2 separate regions of the Mus musculus genome follow, and region 1 is linked to region 2. Evidence: chromatin loops called from intact Hi-C (ENCODE). Cell type or tissue: heart. All regions are shown on one strand. Each heading gives the region's core, and the rest is flanking DNA. Links, peaks and the distances in the headings are about the cores only. Region 1 holds the start of Rnf185 (ring finger protein 185). Region 2 overlaps Limk2 (LIM motif-containing protein kinase 2).

Region 1 (16,100 bases), core at 3,636-11,635, 66 kb before region 2:
TGAGGCTAGCCTGGTCTACAGAGTGAGTTCTAAGACTACCAAGGCTACACAGAAGGGGGGGGGGCGGCAAAGATGGGCCAGGTTGCTGCCAATAGGAGGCTGAAAAGTCCATCATTCAGGTCCAAGACAGTGAACACCTATTTCTTTAGAGGACTCAGGCCCATGAAAATCAGAGGTCCCAGGCAGGAGAGGTGTATTCCAGGGTGACTGACTAGCTGGGCACCAGGATGCCTGTCTCTTTAATCCAGGTAATAGGGACTACAATTTCCCCTTCTGTTTCCAGGGTCATTGGGTATTGTTTAATCTGGAAGGAGATAGCTGAACTGGTTAGTTGAACAACCAGTTGAACAACTGGGCCAGTCTTGGAAGGTTGCTTGGTTTCTTCTGACAGAGGGTGAGACACCCAAATTTTGCTTGGTGTTTGTAAGTCTACCTTTGTCTCATCATCAGAGAAGGTGACAAAAGGTCACCTTCCAGTCTATGCAAAAGGTTTTGACCCAATCAATTCTCTATTGTTAACATCCTTTGAACTCCCTTCAGCAACTGGGACCTACTTAAACTTTTATATTTTTTAACTTTTTTTTCCCCAAATATTTGGGGCCGATTGGGTGACAAAAAGGCTTTTCTTTTTCTTTTTCTTTTTCTTTTTTTTAGCAGTTGTCTTTAATTCCTTTAAAAAGGACCTAGTGCCAGGCAGTGGTGGCGCATGCCTTTAATTCCAGAACTTGGGAGGCAGAGGCAGGCGGATTTCTGAGTTCTGGGCCAGCCTGGTCCACAGAGTGAGTTCCAGGACAGTTAGGGATACACAGAGAAACCCTGTCTTGAAAAACCAATCAATCAATCAATCAATCAATCAATCAATCAGACCTAGTAAGCTAGGCAGTTGTGGCACATGTCTTTAATTTAACCCCAGCACTCTGGGAGGCAGAGGCAGGCAGATCTCTAAGTTCGAGGCCAGCCTGGTCTACAGAGCAAGTTCCAGGACAGCCAGAGCTGCACAGAGAAACCCTGTCTTGAAATACCAAAAGAAGAAAAAAAGGGGTGTGTGTATGTGTAAGAGGAGAGGACCTCTAAGAAATGTTTTAAAGTCTCCTTGGTCACTGTTAGAAGGAAACATCCACTCTATTGAGGCTGTGTTGCTTGGCAGTGATTCCTCTGCTGGCTCAGGGATGGTTAGTTGGTTGGTTTGTTTTCAGAGAATGGTGGGAGTTTTTAGTTTTCCAATTACATAAATCACTGATTGATAAGGAGATATAAATCATGAAGGACTTATGAAAGGAGTGGAACTTTCTTTTTTCTTTTGGGCTCTGCCCAGGGGTTTGGTTCCCCTTCCTTGGGGCTGCTTAGAATGCTCACCTGGCGGAACTAGTTCCCCCCTCCCTGTGTGCATTCTGCTTGGATGGCCTTGTATGAGAGGCCCCGCCCCTTCCCACCTCCACACAGGAACCAACCCTGACTGTGAGCTTGAGTCAAGCAGCAATAAAAGCATGTGCTCCTGATCCTAGAGTGGGACAGGTGGAGGCTTGGGGGAGGCTCTGGGTGATGTGGCAGAGTCCCAAGGATTAGGGTTCCCAACAGGAGGTGGCACAGGTCTTAAGCTAGGTGGAGAGAGGGTCTCACATCAGAGAAAGCCACTGGATCAATACAGGGAAATAAAACTGACAGAAACACAGAAAGACACACACACACACACACACACACACACACACACACACACACACACACACACATCCCGCGCGCGCGGTGGGGGCAGGGAGAGGAAGAGAGAGAGAGAGAGAGAGTACAATTTAACTACATATAACTACATATCCATTTAGCAAAACAGTAACAGCAGATGCTCCCAGGGGGCCTTGGACTGTCCCAGAACTATGGACTTTGATGGGTTAGAACAGTGGCTCTCAACCTTCCTAATGCTGAAAACCCCTTTATGTTGTAGTGACTCCCAGCAATAAAATTATTTTTTTCCTGCTTCACAACCGTAGTTTCGCTGCTATGAACTGTCATGTAATTGTGCTTCCCTATGATCTTGGGTGACCCCTGTGAAAGGGTCAACTGACGCAGACATGGGTCGCGACCCACAGGTTGAGAACCACAGGAGTTTGCTCGGGCTTGGCAGGCGGTGCTGCCTCTATGTTGGGTCCCATGAGTGGCACTCCCTTCCTGGTGTTGGCTGTGCTAAGGTCCACCTGTGAGTGCCTGGGAAGTCCAGGTTAATGTTTTATTTGAGCCTGTCCTCGAGTCCATGTCACTTTGTTTTGCAGCATCTTTTATCTACTTTATTTTTTCCCTTCACACTCAGGCCCAACCATTAGCAATCAGTTTACCAAGCACTTGTTGAATAAGCTGAAGATGCTATTGGGAAAACAACCTGAATGCCAAGTAAAGCTACAGTCCTTATATATGCCATGTGAAACAGTATTTATTAACATTAAACTTCCGTCCATATGTAAATGCTATTATTAGTCTCAGTACTGTTCATTAAAGCTCTTCTGCATTCCTCAGCTCAGGATGCAACTTTAAACCATGAACATCTTGTGGCCATGTTCCTTTAGTCTCCTTTAGTCCCTGCTTTTTCAGCACTTGGATAGCTATTTTGTAGTAGTTGATCCAATGTTTTCTTCTGAGATTTGGCTATGCACTTTGGTTTTTTGGGGGTGGTGGTGGTGATGGTGGTATAGAGGATGAGCCTCAGAACTTCAGGAGTGCTACGGAAGAGCTCTGTCACTTAATGACACAGCAATCACACAGAAGTGATGTGTGCCCTGCTCATTGTATCTTATCAGGAGGCTTGTGATCGCTGCATGACCCATTGAGGAGATGTTGACATTGGTTGCCTTGATTAATTTGTTCTTCTGGACCAAGAGATTATAACAGTACGAGTTTTGCATTGTGGTGACTAATTGGTGAGAGGCACATCTGTGTAAGTATCCTGTTTCGTTTCCTCACTCCTGACCTTCCAAATCCTATTTACTACTTGCCGTTCTAATAAAAGGAGAGGCTGCAAGTTTCTCTTCTCCTTGTTTATTCTTTTCTTTCTTTCCTGTGTGTGCTTTGCTTGTTTTTGTGTATATAAGTATTTTGTCTACCTGTGTGCTGTGCACCATGTGCATGCCTGGTGCCCATGGAAGCCTGAAGCAGGCATCAGATTCCTTGGAACTGGAGTTACACATGGTTGTGAACTGCCATGTGCATGCTGAGAGGTGAACCCAGGCCCCATGGAAGGGCAAGCAGTGCTTTCAACCCTTGAGCCAGCTTTTGAGGCAGTATCTGTAGCCCAGCTGGCCTTGAATTCGTAGTTCTCTTGCCTCAGCCTTCCAAGTCCTGGGATTATGGCCATCATGGTCTGTCTATCTTTCTCTGTGTGTGTATATATATGAACACGGGGTGTGGCTGCACATGCACTAGCACATGTGTTCATATAGGCAGAGATTGAACTAGGGTTTCTTTAGAGGAGTCATCAGCATTACTATTAGTAGTTTTTCGAGACAGGAAAGTTTCTCTGTGTAGTCCCTGGCTGTCCTGGAACTGGCTCTGTAGATCAGGCTGGCCTTGAACTCACAGAGATCCTCCTGTCTCTGCCTTCCGAGTGCTGGGATCTAAGGTGTGCACCACCACTGGCCAGCTCAGGGGATGATTTTTAGAGGTCACTTCTCTCCTTCCATTATGAGTGCCAGGCATCAAGGTCAGCTCGATGGGCTTGTTTAGCGAGTGCCTTTGCTGGCTGAGCCATCCCACCAGCCCTTCATTATTCTTCATCAGGGCCCTCACAGCAGCTAGCCAGCAGACTCGGGGATCAGCCTTTCTCTGCTTTCCCTAGTCCTAGCACTACAAGCAAGAGCCACTGAAGACTGAAGTCACCATTGATGAGCCATTTCCCTGGCCCCTTTGTTTGCTTCTCTATGTCACTAAAAACTCATGGATTCTCTTGCTGGTTCCTGGCGGCTGGAAGGTGAGCTGTTCTCTTCTATCCTGCCCTCCCTGCCAAAAAAAAAAAGTTCAGAGATTTACTGTCTTAAAGAAGATGCAGCTGATGAGCCAAGCACAGCATCTGGGAGAGGAGGGAGTATCCTGAAGCAGGAGAGTGTGGTGCTCAGTAGTTTAGAGCACTCCTTTTCTCCCAGAATTGGGTTCAATTTCCATCACTCACATGGCAACTCACAGCCATGTGTAATCCAGGCCCAGGGGATCTTCTGCCCTCTGCTGGCCTCCATGGATACTGCATGTAAGTGATGCATACTAAACATGCAGGCAAATGCTCATACCAGTATAATTCTTGTTGCTGTTTTGGGTTTTTGTTTTGTTTGGCTTTTTTTTTTTTTTTTTTTTTTTTTGAGACACGGTTTCTTTGTATAGCCCTGACTACCCTGGAACTTGCTCTGTAGACCAGGCTGGACTCAAACTTAGTGACCTGCCTGCCTCTGTCTCTGAAGTGCTGAGATTAAAGGTGTGCCCCACAGCTTGGCATAAGATAAAATTTAAGAAGTGTGGTGGGGGGAGGATTGTAGGGAGTAGTGGGAGAGAGAGAGAGAGAGAGAGAGAGAGAGAGAGAGAGAGAGAGAGAGAGAGAGAGAGAGAGAGAGAAAGAAAGAATATGAACCTCCCAAGATACCAGCAATGGACTTTGCCATAGCAGAGCCAGGAATTTATGTGGGTAGGAACAGATTTGTCTCTGCACAAAATAATGGCCACCGTTGTTCATATTGTTGTGGGATCCGCTTAGATCCAACATAACTCAATACCGAGTCAGTACAGATGACACAAATTTAGTGTAATCAAGCCACTACTGACCCATTAGGGCCACAGACCAGACTTGGGAGCTGAACTGTGACCTTGAAGGAAAGTTGTACAGCATATTTAAAGGATGGAAGCATAACATGACAGGGGCAGGGTGGGCTGGAGCACTGTCTAATTATATTTTGACATAAGGGGTTGAGCAAGGGAGCTTCCTGCAATCAGGATGGGAGTTGGCTCCTAGGCCTGGGAATATGAACTTAGTTGACTCTGCCAGCCAGATGGAGAAGCTGTCCTTGTGATGGCTGGACTCAAGCAACTGTATCCTTACAAGTTGTCTCTGAGATGGCTGGACTCAGACAACTGTCTTCTAACAGAGGCTGTTCAGCTGTTGGGAAGTCGCCAGTTCCCATAGTTTCCCCTATGATTAAATGGAATCTGAAAACAAAATGGCAGTACTTAGGACTGCTTGTCCCTAACATTCTGTGCCAAGAATCTGGATGGATGGCAACATATAAGGGAGGCACAGGGGAGAAAGCCCAGTGAGTCAGCTATACACGGAGGGACACCTCTCTCCAGGCTGTTACTATGACATCATAGGGAAAAGTGACCTTCAAACACAAGATTTTTGGTGGAGAAGCCGGCGGTGCTATGTGGTGATGTTAGGGTGGCATCTGGGATGAGAGACTTCCACATGCATCTGAGAAGACTGAGCAGCCTTCGTGAGCCCGCGTTCCAGGGAAAGGGACCTCCAGACTGGATGGACAGCTGGAGAAAATAAACCACTGTACAGATGTGAAGCTGGAGCCGCGCTGTCTGCTCGCGTGATGACGTCATTTCAGAAAGCACAGATCAGGAATAGGCTCAGAATAGGATTCCAGAACAGGGGCCAGATAGCTCAACGGTCCCGAGTTCAAATCCCAGCAACCACATGGTGGCTCACAACCATCTGTAACGAAACCTGACTCCCTCTTCTGGAGTATCTGAGAACAGCTACAGTGTACTTACATATAATAAATTAAAAAAAAAAAAATTCCAGAACAGAGCAAAAGGCTTCCTCCTTGCTACACCCTCAGAGACAGGACTTTTGAGGGCCAGGCCACAGTACTTAGAGACTCACATACTGAAGCTTGTGTTGTCAGCGGGTGGAAATCAGGATATAGGTCCTAGCAGCTGGAACTGCTGGCAGTGTAAGCACGACCCCAAGTCATCTGAAGGGGCTTCAGGACTCTAACTGCCTTTGGTCCCTCGGTGATTAGAATGGCCAGAAGTCCCCAGAGGGTACTGAGGAGTCCCCAGGACCTCCAGCAAGCCAGTCCACTGTGCTTTGCCTTTGGCTAGCACAGCTCCCCAGGGACAAGGTAGGGACTCAGGTCTTGTCCTGACTCAGCCTGGTAAACTGTACTGGGATCCAATGTAACAGGAGATAACAACAATAGCAACAACAAAAGATACATCAAGATTAACATGGACAGGAAGTCAGTTTGTAGAGAAAGGGCTGTAAGAGACCATGCACCAGTATGGTGGATACTTTTTAGGGACTTTGCTCAGCTTACTAGCCCACTTCCATTCTTGGGTAGTTTTGTTTTTTTATATGTATGAATGTTTTGTCTAGAAGCATATATACTCACATGTTCATGCAGCACCCAGGGAGGCCAGAAAAGGGTATCAGATCCCATGAAACTGGAGTTAGGTAAGGTTGTGAATCACTATGTGTGTGGTTCCTTGGAATCAAACCTGGGTCCTCTGGTTCCCCGTCTTCACAGCTGAACCATCTCTCCAGCCCGTTTTCACCTCCCTCCCTTCCTTCCTCTCTTCTCTCCCTCTCTCTCCCTCCCTTCCTCCTACTCTCTGTTTTTTGTTTTTGTTTTTTTGAGCTGGGTTTCTCTGTGTAGCCCTGGCTGTCCTGAACTTGCTTTGAAGATCAGGCTGTCCTGGAACTCACAAAGATCTGCCTGCCTCTGCCTCCCAAGTGCTGGGATCAAAGGTGTGCACCGCCAATACCACCTGTCCTTTTCCATTTCTTGATAAGTTGTCTAATTTTATTCCATGCCTAGTTTAAAAGGTGTGACCTTTTCTCCATCTTCTGGCAGCTGTTAGAGTTTTCAACTAGCCTTGATTGCTTTTTTCAAACTCTAATAAAGTTGTCCTGAGCTTCCTTTGAGTCTCTTCTAAATTCTTGTATTAATGATACTAAGAACCCCCCAAAGAATCTTACTTTTTCCAGGAACAGAAGGAGGAGGAGTATTCTGACCGATCCCTCAGGTCCCCCACAGGTGGAGCTAGAGATTGATAAGGTCAAGGACTCTGGGGAGAGGATGCAGGCTCACCTGCCATCTGGCGTTTGGGCTTTCACACTGGCAAGCAGAAGCTGAAAGCCATCCAGTACAGGATACAAGGCCGGTGTGCCAGCCCTACCTCAGCTTACACACAGGAATGCTACTGCTACTGCTTGTCCGAGGCAGGACGGAAGTCCCTTCTTGTTCTACAGAATGAGGTGTGCCGGCTCTCCACCCCCCACTCCCCCCACCCCTGCAACAGCACAGCTATGCAGCTTTGTAGGAGCTGCACAGCAAAATCACTCACCTGCACTGAGCACTGTTGCACTGGACTCACATGTTTTTATATATGGAAAGCTAAAACACCAATTTTTCTAGTTATTTTTAAATATAATAAATGCACTTGCTACTGTAAAAAAAAAACAATCCCTCATTGGTTACAAGTTCATCTAATTAGTTTTAAAATAAATTACCATGTATTTATTAAGTGTCTCTGTATACATGTGAAGGTCTGATGACAACTTGCCAGACTCCTTTCCTTCCACCGCTGGGTTTCTGGGGACTGAACTAGAGTTGACAGGCTTGGCAGCAAACATCTTTACCTCTGAACCATCTCATGGGCTCCAATTAGTTATACTCTTATTACCTTTATTATTTTGATACTGAAATTTCACAGATTTGGCTAGTAGAGTCTTCAAGAGAGCTCCTGGGTCGTTTTGCACATTCTCATCCATCACCACTGTTAGCATTCCTTCTAGGCTCCGCCCCACAGTTACCTGGCAACAGCGAGGTATGCCCGGCTTACTATAAAAGGGGCTGTTCGCCCCCTCCTCTCCCTTACTCTTTGCCCCCTTCCCCCTCCGCCCTCTCTCTTCACGCGTTCCTGGCCGGCCTCTCTCCCTTCTCCTCATTCTCTACTCCCTTTCCTACTCCACTTCCCATGCCTCCTCCTCCTGTTCTTCTTCTTTATAAAACAGAACAACCACTGACCTTACTTTCTTGTACAAGGCATTCCAAACTGGTATTTCTAGAACTGGCTTTTTCATCCGCCCATTATTTTTGCGACACGGTCCCATGTATCCCAAGCCTGCTTCGAAAACGACATTGAAGTTCTGACCCATCACCCGAATGAATGCTATGATTAGCTGGCGGGTACGCACATATTTATTCCCACGTCTTCACGCGGGCGAGGCGAGCTCGCCCATCCACCGAGCTGCCTTCCCTCCTCTTCCAGCGCTAGGAAACCCTACGGAAAGACCAGACGCCCTCCCCTTCCTGTCCCGGGGCGGAACTTACCAGCCGGGCGCCTGGGCCGGAGAGCAGCGCTGCACACCAGCCTTTTCCGGCTGGAACCGGAAGTTGTTCTACTAGAGGCGGCTCCGCGTCAGGTGACCAAGTTCCCGGTAGGAGGGGTCGGAGGTTCAATCTTTCTGACTGACGCGTCTCTAAGACTGGCTCGGCTACTCCGGGACGGGGGAACGGACAGCTGGCGTCGCTGGCGCTCGCTCTACCGCGGCGGCAGGTAGGTGACGAGCTGGGACGGCGGGCCCGGGAGGCATGGGACCCCCTTCCCAGGCTCAGGGATCTGAAGCCAAGGGCCAGGAGTCATCCAGTCTGGCTCTGTCCAGGTCCCAGAAGGAAGGTCAGACTGGCATCCGTGGGTACAGATTGGGCAAACTAAGGCCCCAGAAAAGGGAAAGAAGGGTGCGCACAAGCTCCCCTTCCAGACGGGGCTCGTCCTGACTCCCGTAGCCTCGGGGGCGGGACCGCCTCTCTCGTGGGTGGCGATTTGGTGGAGTGGAAAGATGAGGAATGCGGTGAACAGATTTGGGGTGAAGCGTAGGAGACCTGGACTTGAGTTCGCTGCCTGCAGCTCACTGTGCGTTCGAGGCCAAGTCTTTGACCTCCCTGAACCTAGTTCCCACAGCTGTACAACCGGGCACAGCTGTCTCAAAAGCGTGGGCCTCCACAGCACCTGCTCCGAAACCCTCCGGGATGCCGGCTCTCCAGCCCTGGGCTTTTCCCACAGCTTGTTTCGAATCTGGGTCTGGATCCTAGGAAACCTTATTTTGAACGTTCTCCTCTGGAGTCCTACTCGTGTTTGAAGCCTGCTCATCCGAAGTGCGGTCCCGCTGTGAATGCGGTACTCGATTCGAGGCAGCTGGAGCCGGCTCGATTCTATGAAACTTCTAGCTTAGGAAAGAACGCCGGAGGAGAATAACTAACTATCTTTAAAAGCTGGCGCGGGGTGGGGGTGGGGGTTGGGTGGGGGAGTTATGGCAAAGAGGCCTCCTGCTTGATCTTTGTAGCTGAAAGAGGTACAGCTACGATTAATAGGTAGGTTCTAGGGGGAAGACACATGTGTACTTACTATTAAGAATTTAACGGAAGAATTATCAGAGGTGACGACTGATGGGGATTGACTGTCTCCTTGGGAAAGGAAGTATACAGGAGGCGGCCCTTTCCAATTTAAAAGGCTCGTATTAGTATTTATTGTGACTCTTACCTCTCCACTGATAACTCTGTCTTCAGAGTGTATGTGATACTTCTTTTGTGGTCTGAGACAGGGTCTCAGGGATCTCAGGCTGTCCTCAAGCTCCTTTTGTAGTTGGCCTTGAACCCGGATCCTGCTGTTTCAGTCTTAAAGAGTGCCAGGATCACTCGTTACTTAGTACCATTATGCCTACAGAATGTGACATTTCTTTGTCTTCCCTTCTGGACTCTCCTCCCTAGTTTATATCTCCTATCAATAAGGCCAGCACACTTGATCTTATGTAATCTTTTACTGGTTGTCACATTTGTCATCCTTCTTTTCATCATCCTTTTTGGAATGATCCATTATCTGATAAAAATTATCCAAAGTATATGTTGTATTAATAAACAGGAAATAAAAATTAATTAACTAAAATTAATACATTGGTCAGTTAGTAATTTTTGTTTTACATTTAAGTTTTTAAAATTTATTTTAAGTCGGGGTCTCACTCTGACATTCAGCTCAGGCTGAGAACAATTTAGAAAGTCAGTCTCTGTCTGTCTTATCTGTGTCTCTCTGTCTTTTTCTCTGTCTATCTCTGCTCTCTTCCTCTCTGCCTCCATCCCTCTCTTCCTTTTCCAGAGTATTATTATGTAGCCCAGGGTGACTTCAAACTGGTCCCCCTGCCTTAGCCTCCCAAATGCTGGGATTGCTTGTTTTGCCCAAGGCTTTGCTTGCCAGTGGGCTCTGATTACAGAATGGAAGGCCAATTCAGTTGTTTGGGTCAGTCTTCTCTCTGGTTTATAAACTGAACTTTAATTCTTTGTCTAGCAGTGTGTGTATAGGTGTGAGAGTGTCTGCAGTTTTTAAGCTAGCTTTCTGGATGCCCAGCACATATGACCAATTCTTTTATGGTCCTGACTTGCATACCTATAGCTTTGTAATCTAACTTTAGATTTCCTTATTTTGCACTTTACCAGACACTAAGTAGATAACTTTTCCATCTCCCATTAGAGTACTTAAGAATGCTTATGTTGTCTGGAGAAGCAAAGATTCCATATTATGACCCAATTCTGCTGACACTTCCTCCACAAAACAAAAGGTTGGGGTTGAACCAAAAGTTCCTGCCTGTTTTCCTGTTGTTTATGTTTCTCAAGATTAAAAAAAAAAAACAGTTGTGAAATGGTCATTCAGTTGTTACCTAACATTCGAGATGGTTTGGCCTTAGACTCTATTGTCATCTCGGTGGTAAGGAAAATGCTCTTAATTTGTTGGATTTTTAAAAACTTACTAATTTGGGGGTTTCTTTTAAAGGGATACTTGATTGATGTAAATGTGTTCTGCTGGCCTGTGAAAAATAAATTTGATGGTAAAAATAAGTTTAGGAAAAGCTACTGGCCGTTACCCTTTCTTTTTGTTGTTGTTGTTGTTTTCCAAGACAGGGTTTCTCTGTGTAGCCCTGACTGTCCTGGAACTCACTCTGTAGACCAGGCTGGCCTCGAACTCAGAAATCACCTGCCTCTGCCTCCCGAGTGCTGGAATTAAAGGCGTGTGCCACCACGCCCGGCACCATTACCCTTTCTTAGTGTTGTAATGCAAGTTAGAGTTCTCACAATAAAAATTCAGGCTTTATAGTAAGCTGGCATAATGTTTTGCTTGCTTGGTGTTACCAAACTTATTTGGTATAAAACCTCTTTTTTTTTTTTTTTTTTTTTTAAATCCTTAACACAGGGCCTTTCTCTGTAGTGTCCAGGGTGGCTTTAAACTTTCTCTCCTGCCCCAGCCTTCCGTACTGGGATTACTGTGCTCCTGCTCAGGGTTATTTTTATGTTTTGTTGTGTTTTGCTTTGCTTTGTTTCGTGTGTGTGTGTGTGTGTGTGTGTGTGTGTGTGTGTGTTCCAGGCCGAGTTTCTCTATGTAACAGCCCTTGCTGTTCTGGAACTCTTTGTAGACCAGACTAGCCTCAAACCCATCAAGATCTGTTTATCTCTGTCTCACCAACACCAGGATAAAAAGCATATGCTCTGTAGTTTTAATTGAAAAACAAATTGGCAAATTCTGATCCGAAACTTAGGCTTGTAGGCCAAATCTACCCCATGGCTGTTTTTTTGCATAGCCTCAGAGCTAAGAATCACAGCACACACCCCCAACTCCTATCCCCCCACACCCCTACCTCATTCCCACTCCCCATCCAGGCTGATCTCAAATTTGTGGTTATCCTCTTGTCCAAGTGCTAAGATTACAGGCATATATCATGCTTGTCTGGCTTTAAATTTCTTGTGTTTGAAGGAGGCTGTGTATGTGTGTACAGGCATTTGTTTGCTTTCTGATTTATTTACTTATTTGCTTTTTTATTTTGAGCCAGAGTCGCTCGTTGAGCCCAGCGAGGCTGGCCGGCCAGCAAGCTCCCAGGATCTATCTGTCTCTTCTCCCAGTCCTCAGTGCTAAGGTTACAGATATGTGCTGCAGGGCCCAACATTTACCTGTGTGCTGGGAATCTGAACTCAGATCTAAAACTTGTGCCGTACCACAGCACTTACCATTGAGCCATCTTCCCATCCTGGCTTCACATTTCTAAATGGAGATCTAAATCTAAATATTAATCCCAAACCGGCAGTAGTGGCCCATGCCTTTAATCTCAGCACTTGGGAGGCAGAGGCAGGTGGATTTCTAGAGGCCAGTCTGATCTTTTGAGTTTCAGGGCAGCCAGAACTACATAGTGAAACCCTGTTTCAAAATCTCAAAACCAACCAACCAACCAAAACATACATACATACATATATATATGTGTGCATGTACCCTCTCATGTTTTTGATATACATTTCCCTCAAGACTGACAGTATTGAGCATATTTTCATGCTTGCCATCATCTGAACATCTTGTAAGTTTTGTACATTTTATTGTTTGTTTTTGTTTGTGTATATCCATGTGGCACAGTGCAGGTGTGGAGGTCGGAAGATAACTTGTAGAATCAGTTCTCTCCTGACATTTGGGTTTATGAGGATTGAACTCAAGTTGTGAGGCATGACAGCAAGCACCGTTAGCTGCTAAGCTGTCTCTCGGACCTGCTCATCTGTATATCTGTGTGAGAGAATATTCATGCAGTTCCTGTTCTCATTCTGTAATTGGGCTATTTATCCACAGCTATAGATGGGGTCCCTGAGATCCCTAGAAGTAACTCGGAATGAGCTGAACGGCACAATGGGACATGCCAGCAACTTTCTTAGCTCCATGAAACTGGATTTAGACATGCTAAAGCACACAATAATGTGTCCACTTTAGACTGCTGATCATTTAGAGTTAGCATAACCCCAACCACTGCTAATGTGAGCAGCCATGTTCCTGCAAAAGGGGTACTACTTGTGCCCCGAAAACAGTATCATCGAAGATGTGGTTAGAGCGTGTGGAGATCTTTGTGTCTGGGAGAACTTGTTGCTTGTCTGTCATGGGCAGAGAAGAGAGGGTGCTTGGCATTGTAGAGTATTTTGGGTGAGTGTAGGCTCAGGGTTACAGAACTGCTGGCTCACCGTGCTGCTTCTGACTGCCTCTGACCTTAACCACAACATCTTAAATTCCCCCACCCCCACCCCCACACCCCGAGACAGAGTTTGTTTGTGTAGCCTTAGCTGTTCCTAGAACTAGGAACAGCTTGTGTAGACCAGGCTGGCCTTGAACTCAGAGAGATCCACCTGCCTCTGCCTCCCAAGTACTGGGATTAAAGGCACGTGCCACCACTGTCCAGCTGCACCATTTTGAATATTAAAACAAATACCCCAGTCTTTTAAATTGTTAAAGATTACTTTCTTTGGAAAATTTAGAAAAGTATCCCTCTTACCCACCCTGTTATCTCTGTATTAACACAAGAGAACCTTTGATATAGTTGTTCTTAATTCCTTGTTTCTTGTCAGTGGGTACAGGGCAGGTGTGTGTGTATGTGTGTGTGTGTATCTGTCTGTGAGAGACAAAGTGTGCATGCCAAGTGTGCATGTGGAGATCAGAGGACAACCTGTGTCAGTTCTCTCCTTGATACCTTGCTTGTTTCCCACTATCTATGTCAGGCTAGGTGTTCTCCCTCCCAGTAACTTCTAGTATCCTGTCTGTCTTTATGAAGTTGGTTGTTTCAGGCATTTCCTGTTCACACAATGAGTGACTTTTCATGGAAATAGAAATATTTCCCTGAGTTCTGGGATTATAGACATATACCACCATTCTTGGTTTATGCAATGCCAGGGCCTGAGTTTTCAGAAATCCTCCTGTCTTTGCCTCCTATCTCCCTGTAAAAGTGCTAGGATTTTGGACACTTTCCTTACAATGTCTGATCTTCCCTGGGTTCTAGGGATTCAAATTTGGGTTGTAGTGCTTACTCAGCAAAGACTTTTACCTGTTTAGCAATCTTCATAACTCACCCTTATGGTTGAACCAGTTGGTATACATAGTGCTGTATTTCACTTTTTTCCTTATCATTTTTTGAGATTGGGTCTTAATAGGTTGTCTAGACTAGTTACAAACTCCTGACCTTAATGGATCTTCCTGCTTCAGTCTCCCAAGTAGCTGGGATTACTGGTACCTGCCATTAGCAGGTAGCCTGTTAACATATTAATGTTAATGTCTTTTTGTTCTGGCCAGTTTTTTTTTTTTTTTTGTAAGCATCAGTTGTAATGTGTGAATGAATTTCCATTTTCTTAACTGTTCAGTTAAGTCAGTAAAAACAGACATAATGACTGTGATAACCACTCAGCATGCAATCAGTAGGGTAGGACAATAACAGATTTGTTTGTTTTGAGATAGGCCTCTTAGCCAAGGATGGCCTTGAACTCCTTATTCTTCTGCCTCTTCCCAAGTGCTGGGATTACAGGTATGCTCCGCCACACCTAACAGGTTTCTTTTTAAAAGACTTCTTTTTACTATTAGCAATAATAAATGTGTGTGTGTGTGTGTGTGTGTGTGTGTGTGTGTGTGTGTGTGTGTACTTGCCTACACGCAGTGCCTCTGGGAGTTGTATGTGGTTGGTTATGATCCACCCATCATGGGTGCTGGGAACTGACCCCAGGTCTTTTGCAAGAATAGTGTATTCCTGAGCAATGTCTCCAATCCTAAAAACAAATTAAAACAAAATCTCTTTTGAATTGTGGTTATAGATATATATATGTAATATTATATACATATATTATATAATATATATTTAGTAACCATTTTATTGGCTTTGAGGTATCTAAGTTATTGCTATTAAGTACCTTTATGATTTTTTTATAGTTTTTGTTGTTGTTTTGTTTTTTGAGTTTTTCGAGACAGGGTTTTGCCATGTAGCCCTGGCTGTCCTGGAACTCATTCTATAGACCAGGCTAGACTCGAACTCAGAAATCCACCTGCTTTTGCCTCCCAAGTTCTGGGATTAAAGGCATGCGCCACCACTGCCTGACTCCCTGTATAATATTATGTGACACCTATCACTATAGATCTCTAAAGCTTAGTCAACTCACATAGAAGTTGTGCTCACTGAGCTGCAACTGCAGTGTTCTCCCTCCTAATACTTCCTGTATCCTGTCTGTCTCTAGGAGTTTGGTTGTTTCAGGTATTTCCTATTCATATGAGTGACCTTTCGTGGAAATATAAGTATTTCCCTGAGTGCTGGAATTATAGACATATACCACCATTCTTGATTTATGCAATGCCAGGCGCTGAACCAAGCACTACACATGCCTAGCCCCAGCTTTTTTTTTTAAAATCATACTAAGACACATTTAATAAAATTACCATCTCAGTCATTTTTAAGAACATTGATACTCTAGAAGCATCATCTCTGTTTTCTCCAGGACTTCACTTTCCACACAGACCTGCTTCTGCTTTTTCACATCTGGATGAGACATGGGCCCACCTCTCGATTTTGTTGATGCACACATAGTACTTGAGTGTTTGAGTGTTGAGGTTTGTCTTCCAGGTAACCTTGGGACACATGGAAGTGTCCTTTCTGTGGTTATTGATTGGAGCTGGCTGTTCTATTCTAGGACCAGCTGCCAGGTTGATTCCTGCGGTGGTATCTGTATCAGTCGACAGGTTGATTCCTGCGGTGGTATCTGTAGCAGTCGACAGGTAGTTCCCACTCCACCAGCTGTTCTTCAGAAGTATCTGGCGACATGGGTGTAGTTGGCCTGTACAGTACAGATAGGCAGCTCTTGCAATATGAAAACCGTCCAAGATGCATTGTGGTGTGAGGAAATTTGTTACTGCTACGCAACAGTTGACTTCTGACTTGGCCGTAAACTCTATGGAGCCAGGAAACAGATCTCCTCATGTTTATCTTTCATCAGGGGGCCTAGTTGGCATTTTCTAAATGTTTGATAAGTGGCAGCAGTAAAACACAGTGATTGAGGAGCTTTAGGGTGCAAGCCTGGTTTGTAAAAGTTGTTGTTAGAGACTTTCCAAGTGATGCCTGGCATTATTTTGTGTATGTGTGTATATGCCTATGTGCACAGGTGCTCATGTACATCTGTGTTTGAAGGCCAGAGGGCAACTGAGGGACCACTCCTCAGCTGCCATTACCTGTTTTCTTTGAGACAGTCTCACTGACCTGTGACTTACCATGTAGACAAAGCAGGGGAGCCAGTGTGCCCTGGGAT
Region 2 (16,100 bases), core at 4,036-12,035:
GTAGATGGGCAAGTTCTAGGCTCGTAGTACAGAATGAGTTGGAGACCAGTTTGGACGCCGGAGTAAGATTCTATCTAAAAAGAGAAGGGCTAGAGTGGTTCCTTATTGTGCACAAGGACTTGGATTCAACCCCAGGAACACAAGAAAAGAAAGGAAAGCGACTGATGGCATTCACATGTCCTGAGCCTGAAGAAGCAGTGGAGAGGAGCCAGCTTGAAGTGCTGACAGCTCTGGGGTACAAAGACGACAACCCTACACTGGCTGCCCCCATAGTGCTGAGCAGTCTTGAAGTCCCCCAACCGTGCTTTGTCTATTCATGCCCCCTGTGCCTGTGGCAGTGTAGAGTTACCGAGAGAGAACAAAGCTGCATACAGAGTGTACAAGGGAGTCTTGTACCAACCTTGCCCCTGTTTGTAGAGTTAGGTACCACAGCTTGATTTCAGCTGCCTATTTTACTTGAAGAAGTTGGCGTTTGAGCCACACCAAGAGCACTGCTGTGATTGGGTTTCCTCTGTGTTAGAGGGTCATAAACTAGCCTGTACCAATCTTAACCCACACCCTGGGGCGTCCTTCCTCCTCCTCTGCAAATCTTCTCCAGCTTCCAAGGCTCAAAGCTCTGCTTCTCTATGGAGACTTTTCTGCCCTTATTTGAAGGAACAGTATTAGCATGGAGAAGAGAGAGGAGAGGCTAGTGTCGCATAAGCGCGCGCGCGCACACACACACACACGTGAACACACACACACACGTGAGCACACAGCCCTCAGCATTAACCCATCCATCCATTAAAAACTACAAGAGTAGTCTTGTAGTAGTTCTTAGCACAGGAGACAGGAAACATTCATTAAAGGCTTACTCTTCGACAGAATTAAGACAGATTGAGACAGTTCTGTCTCTGAAACAAAAAATTAAAACTGGGAGAGCGCTTCTTTTCCAGTGGATTGGCTCTTTAAACATCAAAGATGATGTAACCATCAGCCTGCATCCTGTGGTTTTGGGTGGAGAGGACCAGTGGGTTGGTTGGTTGAATGAAAGAGCTCCTGGACCAGGTTATGGGAAATTCAAGACAGAGTGTAAGCCAAACTGGGGGGAGCAGGGAGCGGGCGGGGGTGGGGGTGGGGTGGCGTCTGGGTACTATCAGGGAAGGAGGGAGACCCTTTCACATCTACTGATAAGAGCACAGGCTGAAAGGTCTGAAGGAAGTGATGGGTTTTGCAGAATGTTAGTAGATTTAGGTTTGGGGGAGGTCAGTTATATATAAAATTACATTCTTATTTATGGTGCATACTTTTAGAATGTTTTCAGGATCTCAGGAGAGACCACCATGGCGAGAAAGGTGCTCTCCCCACATGGGAAGGATGGGCAGCTCACTTTTATTCTAACATGAGTGGTCACAGCGTCTTTTCCCATTGGCTGGGGCTGGCTAGTTTTAGATGAATTGCATCACTGGACAGCAGAAGTGGAGCTGGCCCTGAAGTCACTTAAGTGCTAAGAACACAGCATGGTCACAGTATAAACCAGAGTCTTACCAGATTGGGGGGTTAAAACATTTGCATAAAGGTTTTAGAAGGTGGGGCAGATAAAAATGATTGGAATTCCTAGTCATAAAAGTTTTATAGTGTTTGGTATAAAAGACTAATGTTTAATGTCTTACACACACTGTGGCCTATGTGTGGCAGAGGGTGGAGTAACTTCTGCCTCCACCATGTGGGTCCCAGGGACCCAGCTCAGGACGGCAGGCTTGGTGGCCCTTACCAGCTGAGCCATCCTACCAGCTCCATCAGACACATTGGTTTTTTAATTGAGATTACTTCTGAAGCGAGAGTTGTCTTACCTAGAGAGATGTTGGCGTGAGGCTTGCCAAGTGTTTACCTGAGGTTTTGTGGAGGGGAAACAGCACTGGCAGAGCCTAATCCCTTCAGTGGAAGCTTCTGTTATTCCACATGACTGAAATTCTGTTCCTTGCTTCCTGCTACTTAGGGACTCTGACCGCCTTGGTTTTGTTTCAGGTGATGAAGCCTGGAGGTGTCGGGGCTGTGGCACCTATGTTCCCCTGAGCCAGAGGCTCTATAGGACTGCCAATGAAGCCTGGCATGGCTCCTGCTTCCGGTAGGTGCCTCTCTTTCCTTCCCATTGGGCTGTGGGCCGTGCACTGCTTCCACGTTCTGAGAAATGCAGAAAGCAAGCTCCTGGCTAGAGAATTTTAATCTTGGTGGGGCGTTAGGGGCAGGGAAGGAATGTGCAAGGAGGAACAGTCCCAATGCCAGATTCCAGTTCCGGGAACTGCAGACGGGTCAGGTGCCCTGGAAGAGCCAGGCGAGGGGAGGAGCTATTCTAGAGTTTCTCCAACACCCCTGCTTCACATCATGGAAGCAGGCCAGAAGGAGGGCCTTTCTTTCCCCATGACCACACCACTGCTTAGAAAGGTGCCTGTGGCAGCGAGGGGGGCTGGCAGTGTCATCTCTCCCCCACAGGACTCCCCACCCTGTGGCCCTCCTTCTTGTGACTGACTTTATTATTGCTTCCATAGTATTGTTGAGAAGCAGCTCTGTTTCTTTGGTTCATTCGCTTTTTGAGACAGGATTTCTCTGTGGAGCCCTGGCTGTCCTGGAATTCGCTATGTAGACCAGGCTGGCCTCCAACTCAACAGATCTGACTGTGTCTGCCTCCCCAAGGTTGGGAATAAAGGTGTGTGCCACCACAGCCCAGCCAAGAAGCCACTCGCTACCATGCCTGGCCATCTGAGTTCTATCTTGGCACTGTTGAATGAGAGAGCCAACTCCCGGAAGTTGTCCTCTGGACTGCCCATGCACACCATGTAGTGTGCACCTGCACATAGATACACACTAAACAAACAAACAAATAGATATGTTTTAAAAAATTTACGGGCTTTAAAGCCACATTGGTTTTTGCTTTCTGAGACTCAGTTATAAGGAACTGGAGATGTTACTAGGGACCTCAGCATGCAGTGGGCAGTAGGCACCCACTGAGCACCAGCTCCTTTCCAGGGCAGAAGCTTGCCTTTGCATACAGTTCTAGCCCACAGTCATTCCAAATGCAGTGCCTCTCCTATAGAGGTGGGGTGGGCATGCGTTACCCATGTCTGACAGTGAGATGGATGTTAATAGAGACTGTGCTGCACAGCTCCTGGCTCCCACACACAGCTCTGTGTGCAAACCCGCTGTCAAGTAGTTGAGCCTTATGTGCCTACCTCCCTCCTCCACCCACCAAGTTCAAGGTAGAGGCTGGCCACCAAAAGCTGGAGAGGGACCAATGTTTTCTGTCCTTTTAGCTTCAGTCCAAACTTCTTTTTTTTTTTTTTTTTTTTTTGGTTTTTTGAGACAGGGTTTCTCTGTGTAGCCCTGGCTGACCTGGAACTCACTTTGTAGACCAGGCTGAAATCCTGAAGTCAGAAATCCGCCTGCCTCTGCCTCCGGAGTGCTGGGATTAAAGGCCTGAGCCGGGCTCAGTCCAAACTTCTTACTCTATCTGTGGTTCTAATGGCCTTGGATTCTCCTCCCTCAGCTCCTGGGGAAGTGCGCTCTGCTTGTCCTGTGCTGCTGTACATAGAGAAGCAGTAGCTATCAGAGCCTTAAGAGGCCTGTAGGTAAAGCCTTGGCTGGTCTGTTCATTTCACGGCTGAGGGCAGCCTTGCTTTGGTATGGACCCACACGATCTAAAGTGTTCCTGATGGAGGCCTAGTCACATGATTTTCTGTCCAGATCAGCAAGCCTGGGTAGAAAAACTGCCCTTGTGGGTTTCTTTTCTTTGGTGGGAGGTGTGGGTTTTCTCTGTGTAGGCCTGGCTATTCTAGACCTTGCTCTGTAGTCCAGGGTTATGAGCTACTGTACCTGGCTCGTTCTTGTTCTTGTTACTTCTGATAACTAGGAAAGACTGCCTGTTACACCTGTAACCCTTCACACTGAGAAGTAGACTGTTCAGGGGTCACTCAGACTGTAGATGCCAAGAGCTGGTCTTTAGACTGAAGTCCTGAACCCTTTGCAGTTTTGATCAGATGTTTGCTTGTGAGGGCGTGAAAAGAAATGTATGGGTGGGGTGACATACCTGTCATTCCAGCTCTCAGAAAACTAAGGTGGAAGATTCTGAGTTTGAGGTCGGCCTAAGCTACACAGCAGTACTCTGCCTTTAAAAGAAAAAAGTATGCAGGTCGGTGGTGCCGCTGCTGCTGCTGCTGCTGCACACCTTTAGGGCCAGCACTTGTGAGGCAGAGGCAGTGAGATCTCTATAGAGTGAGTTCCAAGACAGCCAGGGCTACACAGAGAAACTCTGTCTCAAAAACAAAACAGAATAAAATAAATGTAAGCATGAAGGCACAAGCTATAGAGTGAGGTTAAGTTCTCAGGCAGAGCCTTTCAAGTTATGTGACTTCCCTGCCCTTTTAAAATGAAGATAAGAGGGGCTGGTGAGATGGCTCAGTTCGAGGCCAGCCTGGTCTACAAAAGTGAGTTCCAGGATGCAATTTTACTTTTGCCCAAGTCAGGTAAAGTCCTTTAGGGCTGGGAAGGGCTATTTGTTTGACCTCAGGGGCCGCCTGGGCTGAGGACGAGGGGATAAGGAGCTGAATAATTGTCTTTTCCAGTCTTTTCGCCCAGCTCTCCTGCAGCTCTGGTGAGGTTTAGAGTCTCTGGTACAGGCCCATGGGAGGCGGGCTCTTCCTTCCCTCTGTACTGCTGAGGGAAGTTCGAGCTTCACGACTTCTGTCCAGCCCTGCTCTTCCTAGCTGGGCCACAGTTAACAGGAAGCAGATGGCTCCCCTCAACACCTTTGTTCTCCCTGGGTGAGATTTTGAATGAAGAGACTGCTGGGATTTGGTCCAACCTCCACCCCTCCCCTCCTTCACTGTGTTTCATGGTGACCTAGAACGATGGTAGTCCCACCTCTGAGAGCCTTCCTTGGGTTCTCCAGTGCCCAGGACATCTTCAGACTGGAGCCTGGGCCTGTTGGGTCAAGTCCAGCTCACAGGCCTCCTGGAAGTAGCTCAGGGCGTTGGGCAGGTGGGCCAGGGTTCTTCTGACCTGCCAGATACATGGCTGACCAGCCCTTGCTCTCTTTCCTCTCCTTCCCACAGGTCCCGTTTAAACTGTGTGCCTCTGGCCTGCTTTCCCTTTCTTTTCTCCCTTTCTCTCTCTCTCTCTCTTTTTCTTTCTTTCATCTTTTTTTTATTCTTTGTTTTTGTTTTTTTGTTTTTTTTAATTTCTTTTTTTTCCCTTCCTTCCTTCCTTCCTTCCTTCCTTCCTTCCTTCCTTCCTTCCTTTCTTTCTCTCTTTCCTTTTTTCCTTTTTTTCTTTTTTCTTTTTTCTTTCAAGACAGAGTTTCTCAGTGTAACAAGCCCTGGCTGTCCTAGACTCACTTTGTAGACCAGGCTGGCCTCGAATTCAGAGATCTGACTGCCTCTGCTTCCCAAGTGCTAGAACTAAAGGCGTGCGACACCACTGCCTGGCTTTGGCCTGCTTTTCTTTTCATCTAAATTGAATCTAAATCTGGAGCTGTTCTCTGAAGCTCCTGGCCTAGGCCCCTCCTGGGGTCAAGAGTGGAATCAGACAGAGCACATGTTCAACACAGCTGAAGTTAGCCTGTGGAACTGTGAATGGTGGCCCTACTGTCCCATCTGTCTGTCTTGTTCCCCTTCCCTCCCCTTCTTTTTTTTCCCTCCCCTTCTTCTTTTTTTTTTTTTATTTTTAATATAAGATTTATTTATTTAACGTATGTGAGTACACTGTAGCTGTCTTCAGACACACCAGAAGAGGGCATCAGATCCCATTACAGGTGGTTGTGAGCCACCATTTGGTTGCTGGGAATTGAACTCAGGACCTCTGGAAGAGCAATCAGTGCTCTTACTCACTGAGCCATCTCTCCAGCCCTCTTCCCTTCTTTTTAATACCTTCTCATATCCCAGCTGGCTTTGAACTTGTGCATGTAGCTGAGGACGAGCCTGAACTTTTCTGATCCTCTTTGCCTCCCCTTACATGAGTGCTGGGACTATAGGTGTGTGCCACCAGGCCTAGCTTATGCTGTGCTGATTGAGCAAGAGTTTTGCTGCATAGAATGCAAGCATTCTGCCAACTGAGCTACACTCTAGTCCTTTTAAAATTTTGAGGTAGAGTTTTGCAGTGTAACTCAGGCTAGCCTCAGAATCCTTCCAGTATCCTTAGCTTTGGGACTACAGATGTGCATATCCTAACCTCATCTAGCCTCTCGAGGATTTTGTTGTTTACATTGTTGGGGATTGGACCCAGGGCCTCACATACTGGGCAAGGTGTTTGTTCTACCACTGAGCTGAGACTCTGGTCCTTATAGAATTCTATCTTGAGACCAAGTTGTCCAAGCTATGCGCTTCTCAGGCTAATCTCAAGTTTGAGACCCTGCTGTGTAAGCCTCTGGAGTAGCTGGTTGTCAGGATGTATCACCACAACCTGACTTCTTGTTTCCCAGTGGCTGCTACTTCTGCTTCCTCCTCCTCCCCCTCCTCCTCTTTCTCCTCTTCCCCTCCTTCTCCTCCTCCTTTTTTAAAGATTTACTTATTTTATATATATATGTGTGTGTGTGTGTGTGTGTGTGTGTGTGTGTGTGTGTATGCAGTCTTCAGACACACCAGAAGAGGGCATTGGATCCCATTGCAGATGGTTATAAGCCACCATGTGGGTGCTGGGAATTGAACTCAGGACCTCTGGAAGAGCAGTCAGTGCTCTTTCCAGCTAGTGGTTGCCTTTTATGGGGAAGTTTAGCCTTTTAAGCGGGGGTCCTAGAAGAAGGAGAAACTGCCTGTCAGTCTTCCACAGCCCTGAAGGGAACTGCTATTGTGGGATCTGGCCCCTAGCTCCCTTAACAAAGGGAACCTACCACCTCTAGGGCACTGGTGACTGTCTGGCCTCCTTTCTCAGGGTGATAAGCACAGACTGAGCTGTATCTTATAAGAAGCCTTTGTCAGTGTCTGTCCTCTGGGGTAAGGCAAATGCCAGTGGAAGATGGTCCCATCAGGCGCACACTGTGTCTGCTCCATTTGTGAGTCCAGCAGGGTGCAGCAAACAGAGAATCAGAAGCTGTAGGATAACAATCTACTGGCAACGGGTACCTCGGAAGTGCCAAGCCATATTAATTGTTCCCATCTAGGTGTGGTATCCTAGTTACAGTTCTGGGAACTACAAACATGCCAGATACGGTCCTTACTGTTTTACAAGCAGTCGCTTATTTACTCTTGAAGATAACTCAGTAAATGAGTTACTTGTTTTACCTACTTCAAAATAAGCATCCAGGATTTTTCATAGGCACCTGTAATTTAACACTTTGAGAGGCTGCATCAGGGTGATGTGAACCTGAGGCCAGCCTAGGCTATACAGTAAGACCTTGTCTCAAAAGCACATGCCAGAACCAAGCCAGGTATGGTGCTTCTGCCTGTAGTCTGAGCACCAAGGCAGTGGGATCATGGATTTATGGCTGCCAAGCGAGAGACCCTGCTTCAAAATAAACAGACACACAGATGTAAATAACAATAAAGCTAGAGAAGTGAGAGTTACCTACTAACATTGCAGAGCCAGCTAAATCTGAACCCAGGCTCCTGTGGTTGTGAGTCTTGGCATGCTGTCCTGTATTATGGGCGTGTCATTTAACCCCATTTCTGCTTCTGCAACGTGAGCCATGCACTTGCTAGTGTCAGATAACCTTGAAGTCTTCTTGCCATCCCCAGTGCAAGAGCGCTGTCAACTCCATGCCTTAGGTTCCTGCTGGCAGGCTGTGGAGCCACTCTGCCCTCTGCTGGTCACTGCTGGTGCTGGCCCAGGCCTGAACTGCCTGTGATGTCTCAGGAAAAAGATTGTTTATCCAGTTTATCTCTGAGGAAACCACAAACAGGCGAGCCACTGAAGCTGGCTGTTGAATGCTGACTGGGGCCTGCCTGACAGAGAGGAAGGACAGACACCTCTTCCCGTTGGAAACTCTGGGATGTGGCAGCATGTGACCTCAGTGTGCTTTAACCTTGCACTTTGCTTTGCTTGTAGACTTTAGGCAGGCAGAAGGGAAGAGGTGGAGGGAGGGGGCGGGGCAGCTATCTTTGAGCTCACAGATTGGTCTTCCTCTGCCACTAGAGTGCTGAGATTAAAGGTACGCAACACCAGACGCAGCATACCTCGAACTTTCTAGGTAACTAAGGATGACTGAATGAAGAGATCGTGGGGGTGGCACATGCCTTTAATCCTGGCATTCAGGGGGCAGAAGCCAGCGTGATCTACATATCCAGTCCAGTCAGGTATATGTAGTGAGACCCATTTCCAAAAATAAAAATAATAAAAAAGCACTCTGAAAATTCCACAGTGGGTATAGTGCAGAGGCACAGTGCTTGCTTCTCATATCCAGTGTCACTGCTTGACTCCATGAGTCCTCTGCTGGTGAAGGCGCTGAGATTAGGCCCTACTGGGGATGCAGAGGTAACGTTCTAGCCCAGTTCCATAACTGACCCAGAAAGCCAGGGACAGCAGAACCCAACATCCCTGACTCTGCACTGCAGTCTGACCTCCATTCATTCTGGCTCCTGTGATACGTGCTCTTAATGATGTAGCAGAGAGGACAGCCTGGTTGATCAGTCTGTTCACAGGCTCCTCTAGCCTTCATCCTGCGTGGCCTCCCAAGTGGGCCATGTGGGTACAAGTGTGTGGGTACAAGTGGCTGTGTGTCTCCAATCCAGAATCTAACTCGCCTGCCTCTGAGTGCTAGCATGAGCCTCATGCACACAACCTCATATGATGGCTACACCAAAAATATTGCATAAGGTTACCTTTAGGCTGAATGTAGCAGGGTAGCATGAAGCATAAATGAACTATAAGCCTATAAGATTATGTTCATATTCCACGAAATTGAAAACTCTGCAATAGTTCTGAGCCTGGGCATTTAGGTTGCGGGCTACTTAGTTAGTGGTGGCAGTGGTCGTGGTGGTAGTGGAGGATAGAGGATATGGTTATGGTATTGGCACAGAAAAGTGAATTAGTGTTCCTGGACAACTGTTGGAGTCCAGCTGAAGGGACTTAAATCACAGCTTCCTGCTTTATGCAAAGGGCTGTCTTAGTTAGGGTTTTACTGCTGTGAACAGACACTATGACCAAGGCAAGTCTTATAAAAAAACAACATTTAATTGGGGCTGGCTTACAGGTTCAGAGGTTCAGCCCAGTATCATCAAGGTGGGAGCATGGCAGCATCCAGGCAGGCATGGCACAGGAGGAGCTGAGAGTTCTATGTCTTCATTCAAAGGCTGCTAGTGGAAGACTGACTTCCAGGCAACTAGGGTGAGGATCTTATGCCCACACCCACAGTGACACACCCATTCTAACCAGGTCACACCTATTCCAACAAGGCCACACCTTCAAATAGTGCCACTCCCTGGTCCAAGAATATACAAACCATCACAGGGGCTAATCCCCACCAAGGAGAGCTCTGCAGGTTAAAATCGGTTGTACATGCAAAGTTCCTCACAACCTCATCCACAATCTTCAGCTTCCTGTGCCAGGATTGTCGGCCTAAACCATCACGTCCGGCTTTGTCACTTTTGGCTTCTTGGCTTCTATGACATCCACACACGCTCTTGTTTCCCTCCAGCCTCTTTGGTCATTGCAGGTTTCTTTTTCTCCCAGGCCTGTGGTGAGGCCCTGTGGTGCACTCCTCTCCCTGAACACTCTGATTCCTGCTGTCCACGACACACAGACCCTGAAGTGAGGGCCTCCTGCCCCAGCGCCCCTCTGAGCTCTAACCCAGCATGTCCTGCCAACTACCTAACACATCCCTTTTGTCGTTCTTATATTTTCAAATGGAGTCTCACAGTATTGCCCAGATTGTTTTCAAGTAATCATTGTGCCTCAGCCTCCTAAGCAGCTGGAACTCACAGGCAAACACTGCCATGGCCCACTTTAGTATGTCATTCAGATATCTTCTAGATACATTAGACTCAATTGGGACTTGCAATGGTCTCCCTTAAACTGGCTCCTCACCCACTTTAACCAGACTTCCAGAATGACAGACATCACCATCCCACATCTGCCTGTGTCACAAGTGTCCTTGGTGCCTCATGCTTTATAGCCCAGCCTGTCAGTTTTGGTCTGTTTATTTATATTTCCCTCCTCCTCCTCCTCCTCTTCCACCTCCACCACCACCACCTCCTCCTCCTCCTTGTCGTCGTCTTCTTCTTCTTCCTCCTCCTCTTCCTCTTCCTCCTCTTCCCCTTCCTCTCCTTCCTCCTCTTCTTCCTCCTTTCTTTTTAAGATTTAGTTAGTTGGGATTTTGTTGTTGTTGGTGGCTTTTGTTTTGTTTTGTGAGACATGGTTTCTCTGTGTAACCTTTGTTGCCCTAAAACTCACCCTGCAGACCAGGCTGACACCAACCTCACAGAGATCGTCTGCCTCTGCTTCTCAAGTGCTGGGATTAAAGGTGTCCATACCATACCTGCGTAAGATTTATTTATTTTTATTATTTTTATTTACGTGTGTCTGTATTAGTGTATCTACCACATGTGTGGAGATGTCCTTAGACACCAAAAGAAGGGGTTGAATCTCTTGGAGTTAGAGTTAAAGATGCGCGTGAGATACCTGATGAGGGCTGGAACTGAGCTTGGGTCCTCTGGAAAAGCTGGAAAAGCTCTGCGCTTCTGAATTGCCTCTAGCCCAAGCCTCTCGGTTTATCTCTGCCCGTTCCTGTTGTCAGCTCTCACCTGCACGGCTGTCAGTCTCCCCTCCACTGTACTGCCTCCTAAGTCACACATTCTCTCAAGCAGCTGGGGTGTGTGATGTATGAAACAGCCAAGGGGTGAGATGCTTTAGCAGTTAAGACTACTCTTGCAGAGGACCTGAATTCGATTTTCAGACCCGTGTCAAAGAGTTCCCAACTGCCTACAACCCGGTTCTAGGGGATCTGACATCTCTATCCTCCTCAGGCACTTTATTCACATGTACATACCCACACACATAATTAAATGTAAGTACCCAGGCTGGGGCGCATGCCTTTAATCCCAGCCTCTCAGGAGGCAGAGGTAGGCAGATCTCTGTGGGTTCGAGGCCAGCCTGGTCTACAAAGCGAGTTCCAGGCTACACAGAGAAACCCTGTCTTGAAAAACCAAGAAAAAAAAAGAAATTAAATAAAAAAACAAAACAAAAAAACAAAAAAACCACCTCTGGGAGCTGGAGAAATGGCTGGGAAGTTAACACTTGAAAGGGGAGCTGGCGAGATGGCTCAGCAGGTAAGAGCACTGACTGCTCTTCCAAAGGTCCTCAGTTCAACTCCCAGCAACCACATGGTGGCTCACAACCATCCGTAATGAGATCTGATGCCGTCTTCTGGCGCATCTGAAGACAGTTAAAGTGTACTTATGTATAATAATAAATAAATCTTTGGGCCGGGACTAAGCTAGTGGAGTTGACCGGAGTGAGCAGAGGTCCTAAAAAATTCAATTCCCAACAACCACATGAAGGCTCACAACCATCTGTACAGCTACAGTGTACTCATATACATAAATAAATAAATAACTCTTAAAAGAACACTTGAAAGGACCCGAGTTCAGTTCCCAGCACTCACATGGCAACTGACAACTCTCTGTAACTCAGTTCTAGGGGATCTGGCACCCCTGCTGGCCCTCTCTGGCATTACATGCTTGTGGTACATACATGTTCACTTAGTTTATGTGTCCTAAACACATTAAAGAGTAAAATTTAAAAATATGGTACTGAGGATGCAGCTCAGTGGTAGTTTACCTAGCATGCAGGTGACAGGCTCCAGGATATTCCTGGTTGCTAAAGAAAAAAAAACACCCCCCCCCCAAAAAAAAAACAAAAAAACAATGTGCACATAACCGTCCTATATCACCCTCCACAGAGGCCTGTGCCCAGAGCCTCTTGCTCTCTGCCTGAGTCTCACTACTCTTCCCTGCTGACAAGGCTTATATTGTTCTGCACCCTGGGCCTGGACTGCCAGCCCCTCCTCTCTTTGCCTAATTAGCCTCTGCACATAGTTCAGATGGTTCCCTGGACGGCTCAGAGATGTCAGTATTCCTCTCCCTTGAAACTCCTCTTGTAGTTTTAGGCTTATCTATGCAATTATCTCTGCTCTGATACCCAATGACTCCTGATGGTAAAGGCCTTCAGGGACTTTCAGGGAGGTTTTGTCCCTCATTCTGTCACCAGCAACATATCCTTGGCCTAGGAAGCAGAGATTGTTGAAAGAATTGCCCAAGCTGTGATGTAAGTGTGGCCTTTCCTGCACTTCCGCTTTCCGCTTCACATCCTTCCCTGAATGACTGCAGCTCCCATAGATGGCTGGGAGGAATTGGTTCAAGATACTGGGTTTTGGGAAATTGTCTGTAAGGTCAGGTAAGAAGATAACCTTTGTCTTCTGCTTTCAAAGGAACTGTCCTACAGTGGGGAGAAGTCAAGAGGCCTAGGGACCTGCTCCCCAGCAGCCTCGAGCTGCATTTCCTTGTAGGTACAGGCCAGACTGGAGCAAAACCTGGGGACCACTGGAAAGAAGAGCAGGGGAGGGGGCTGGAGAGATGGCTCAGCAGTTAAGAGCACTGAATGCTCTTCCAGAGGTCCTGAGTTCAAATCCCAGCAACCACATGGTGGCTCACGACCATCTGTAATAAGATCTGACGCCCTCTTCTGGTGTGTCGAAGACAGCTACAGTGTACTTACATATAATAAATAAATAAATCTTTAAAAAGAAAAAAAGAAGGAGAGCAGGGGAAGAGGAATGAGTTCAGCTGCCCTAGCCCACACTAATTCTAAATTGTAGTAAATGTGACCAAAAGCAACTTGGGTGGGAAAGGGTTTGTTTCATCTTACACTCGCACACCTCGTCCCTTAGGAGTTAGGACTGGAACCTGAATGCAGGAACTGAAGCTAAGAGTGTGGAGGGATGCTGCTCACTGGCTTGCTCTTCATGGCTTGCTCAGCCTGCTTGCTTGTATTACCAGGACCTAGTTGTGGCACTGTCACAGTAGACTGGGCCCCTCACATCAGTCTCTAGGCAAGAAGATGCTCCCACAGACTCGTCCACAGGCCAGGCTCATGAGAATTGTTTATCAGTAGAGGCTCCATTTTCCCAGATGCCACCAGCTGGTATCAAGTTGACAAAAAATAAATTAAGTAAACCGACTAACCATCAGGTGAGTATTAGAGACAGCCTCAGCTACACAATGAGTTTGAGGCCAGCCTGGAGGCTGCCACCGCTGTAGCCTAGAACTCTGGCTTGGGTGACAAGGGCATGAAGAAGTGACAGCCACAGGGACAGAGAAGCACCAGAAGCTCAGGATGTTTATTATATGGAGTTGGACACAGAAGAGGTATTGTCTACAGCTGAACAAGGTAGTGAGTTGTTACACAGAGATAAGCAGAGAGGCAGGGTTATTCCATACAGATGAACAAGGAGGGGCTTAGCTGATCGCAGTAGGAGCAGGCTCCAGAGGGGAGCAGGCTTCAGCCATGAACACCCAGGGAAGCAATCAAAGGTGAACATTTTCCACACACGCTGTCAGCATTTAGACTCCAAACAGAGGATGGTGTTGCAGTCACTTGAGCCTCACTGAGGTGACAGGGGACAGTGAGCCTTTGCCAGTTTCCCTTGTGTCTAAGGCTTTGTCCTCAAATGTCTGTCATGTCAACAACACACACCCACTCAGGACTTCACACACCCAGGGTTTCCTTCACTGCCCACACTTGGGTGCGTGAGGTCCTGTCATAAGCAAACAAAACAGAAGTAAAGACAAGTGGCCGGCAGTGAACTAGAAGTGAGAGCCGTGATGCCTTTGCCTGGGTCAGGTTGCTGAGTGTGGCCTGGCTACAACCAAGCTGGGTTCTACATTATAGGCATTATATTACATTATATTATATTACATTATATGCAGGGCTAGTTTGGCCGAAGTAAAGATCTCTGTGACAGTTCTTCTGATGCCCGTGTTAGCCTCTGGGGGGGTCTTTTCTTCTTTCTCTTTCTCTTTTCTTGTTTGTTTGTTTTGAGCTAGAGTTTTACTGTGTGGCCCAGGCTGGTTTTAAACTCTTAGGCTTGAGTCAGTTGATGTTCCCACCTCAGCATCACAATTGGACTGGGTGGGCTCTAAGTGTGAGCACCTCACTGCCCAGTGTAGGTCTCGAAGTCCTACCTATGCCAGGGATTTGGGCACACTGATTTCAGTTGTCAGCCTGTAGGTAGACAGTGATGTTGATAAACCATCAAAGCATGTCCGCATGTCTCTGGGTGAGGGTGTTTCTAGACCAAAGGTCAAACCCCAGGCCCAGATTAGGTTGATTCGCCAAGACGCCAGCCATAGACAGGTCTGTGGGTGGCTAGCCGGCCCACCTTCTTCTGACTACCATTGCTTCTTTTAGCATTGACCTAAAGGGTGTGGAATTGTTTTCTCACCTTAATTCTTTTAACAAAGAAGAGGCATAGAGAGGTTTAAAGGCTTGACTGAGATCACACAGTAAGCCATTGTCAATCAGGGAAGGATCTCAGGTCTTCTAATGGCGCTGCGGGCCTCGCCTCAGAGATGTGTTGGTACGGTAAAGGATTTCTTTCTCCCAGAAGAATGTCTGTGGGAATGAAGGCTCTGACACTGAATGTCAAACATTGTTTGCTGTCGTTTTGTGAAGTTTTTAAGTTAGAGGCTGGAGTGATGGCTCTGGTTAAGGTCACTTGTGCCTCCTGCAGATTTGCATGTTTCAGTTCTCAGCACCCACAGTTGTCTGTAAGTCCAGCTCTGCAGGTCACATCTAAATAATGTACATGGGTGTTATGTCTGCATGTATGTCTGCATCGTGTGCATGCCTGCTACCTGCAGAGGCCATTAGATCTCCTGGAAGTAGAGTTATAGTTGATTATGTGCTGGGATTCAAACCCAGAGCCACATCTCACCCCCTGAGTTTCCTAGCATTAGCGTCACAAAACAACAGTTCGTGATAATCTATAGGGGCCACCATCTGATTCTTAATGAACTTAGTGGTTAAAATGAGCAGGTCCATAGAGATGTGGCCTCAGGACAAGGGCATTGTCTACTGGTGGTGAACAGTGGTTGGCAAACAAACTTGGTGTGAACATAGCAGAGCTAGCTGTAGACTTGAATTGAGCCAGCACCTGATAATGCATATTGTCCTTGGTGCCTCAGCCTTTATATCCTGGCCATTGGGAGCCCCTGCTTGCTTCTGATAAATAGCCACCCCACCACCCCAGTTGCCTGTGAGTGTCTTTAATTACCCAATTGCCCCAGCCTGGTACACAGTGGTCTAGCACTCCTTACCATCCCTGCTTCCTTTGTGGTCACTGCTTAAGTGTGGGCTCCAGTGTGATATGCTCAGGGTTATGTTGTTCCTTCAAGCTCGGAGCCTCTTGTCTGCCTGGCAATCAGCCTGCTTTGCCAGCTGATACAGCACCTCCTCTGGAGGAACCCCACCCCTACCCCCAGCCCCACCAATCAGAGGAGAGTTTTTTCACCCTCCTTGTTATCTTCCTCATACTCTATCCCTGTCGGTGTGTGTTTGCACACCCAGCTGCAGTCTTCAGGTATAGTTTTCCAAGGGTGGGACGATATCTAACCTACCTCTGGGCCCCATGGCGTAGCGGACTACCTAGAACGGAGCAGTCTCAGGGTGAGTGGTGCCTTTCTGGAATGGTGTTTTAGAGAACTTGAATAAACTCCTTCCTGTATGCACCCTCATCATCTCTACTGTGCAACATTGTCCCGGGCAAGAGCTTTCCTTCTGACATGGACAATAGAATAAGACTATAGCCGGCTGGTAGTGGTGGTACTCACCTATAATCCCAGCAGTTGGGAGGCAGAAGCAGGCAGATCTCTGAGTTCGAAGCCAGCCTGGTCTACAGAGAGTGAGTTCCAGAATAGCCAGGATATACAGAGAAACCCTGTCTCGAAATAAACAAACGCAAACAAAAAAGACCCCTGTCTATAATGTGGTCATTGAACCCCCACGTGCCTTTGCTGCTATAGCCGTCCACTGTGCTTTCTCTCTCCCTGGGCAGTGTTAGAGGGGTGCTAACAAATTCTCTTTTCAGGGGCAGGGATTTGAGACAGGGTCTCTCTACATAGCCCTGGCTGTCCTGGAAT

Evidence for each region. A loop is a pair of places that touch in the nucleus more often than their neighbours do. Peaks named below come from ENCODE experiments on the same cell type or tissue, not always from the same donor. Only the 100,000 strongest peaks of a DNase experiment are listed, where the experiment ranks them.
Region 1: a loop joins it to region 2, with 7 times the contacts of the local background. A loop is called at or near these places in 11 of 42 quality-filtered maps.

What each region holds. Positions count from the first base shown.
Region 1 is chr11:3,444,641-3,460,740 of GRCm38, reverse strand. Rnf185 (ring finger protein 185) reads left to right here and starts at 7,785. Exons shown (of 7, transcript NM_001290472.1): 1 at 7,785-8,532. 8430429K09Rik (RIKEN cDNA 8430429K09 gene) reads right to left here and starts at 8,304. Exons shown (of 4, transcript NR_028317.1): 1 at 8,001-8,304. In heart, for the core only: CTCF peaks have their summits at 4,197 (motif pointing left), 6,997 and 8,488; DNase peaks (open chromatin) are centred at 4,190, 7,910 and 8,360; H3K4me3 peaks cover 2,794 bases; H3K27ac peaks cover 2,075 bases.
Region 2 is chr11:3,378,924-3,395,023 of GRCm38, reverse strand. It overlaps Limk2 (LIM motif-containing protein kinase 2), which reads left to right. Exons shown (of 16, transcript NM_010718.4): 2 at 2,008-2,107. Among named protein-coding and RNA genes, the nearest start is that of Gm51879, 13 kb to the left of the region's middle. In heart, for the core only: CTCF peaks have their summits at 7,779 (motif pointing left) and 11,620; a DNase peak (open chromatin) is centred at 7,763; H3K27ac peaks cover 989 bases.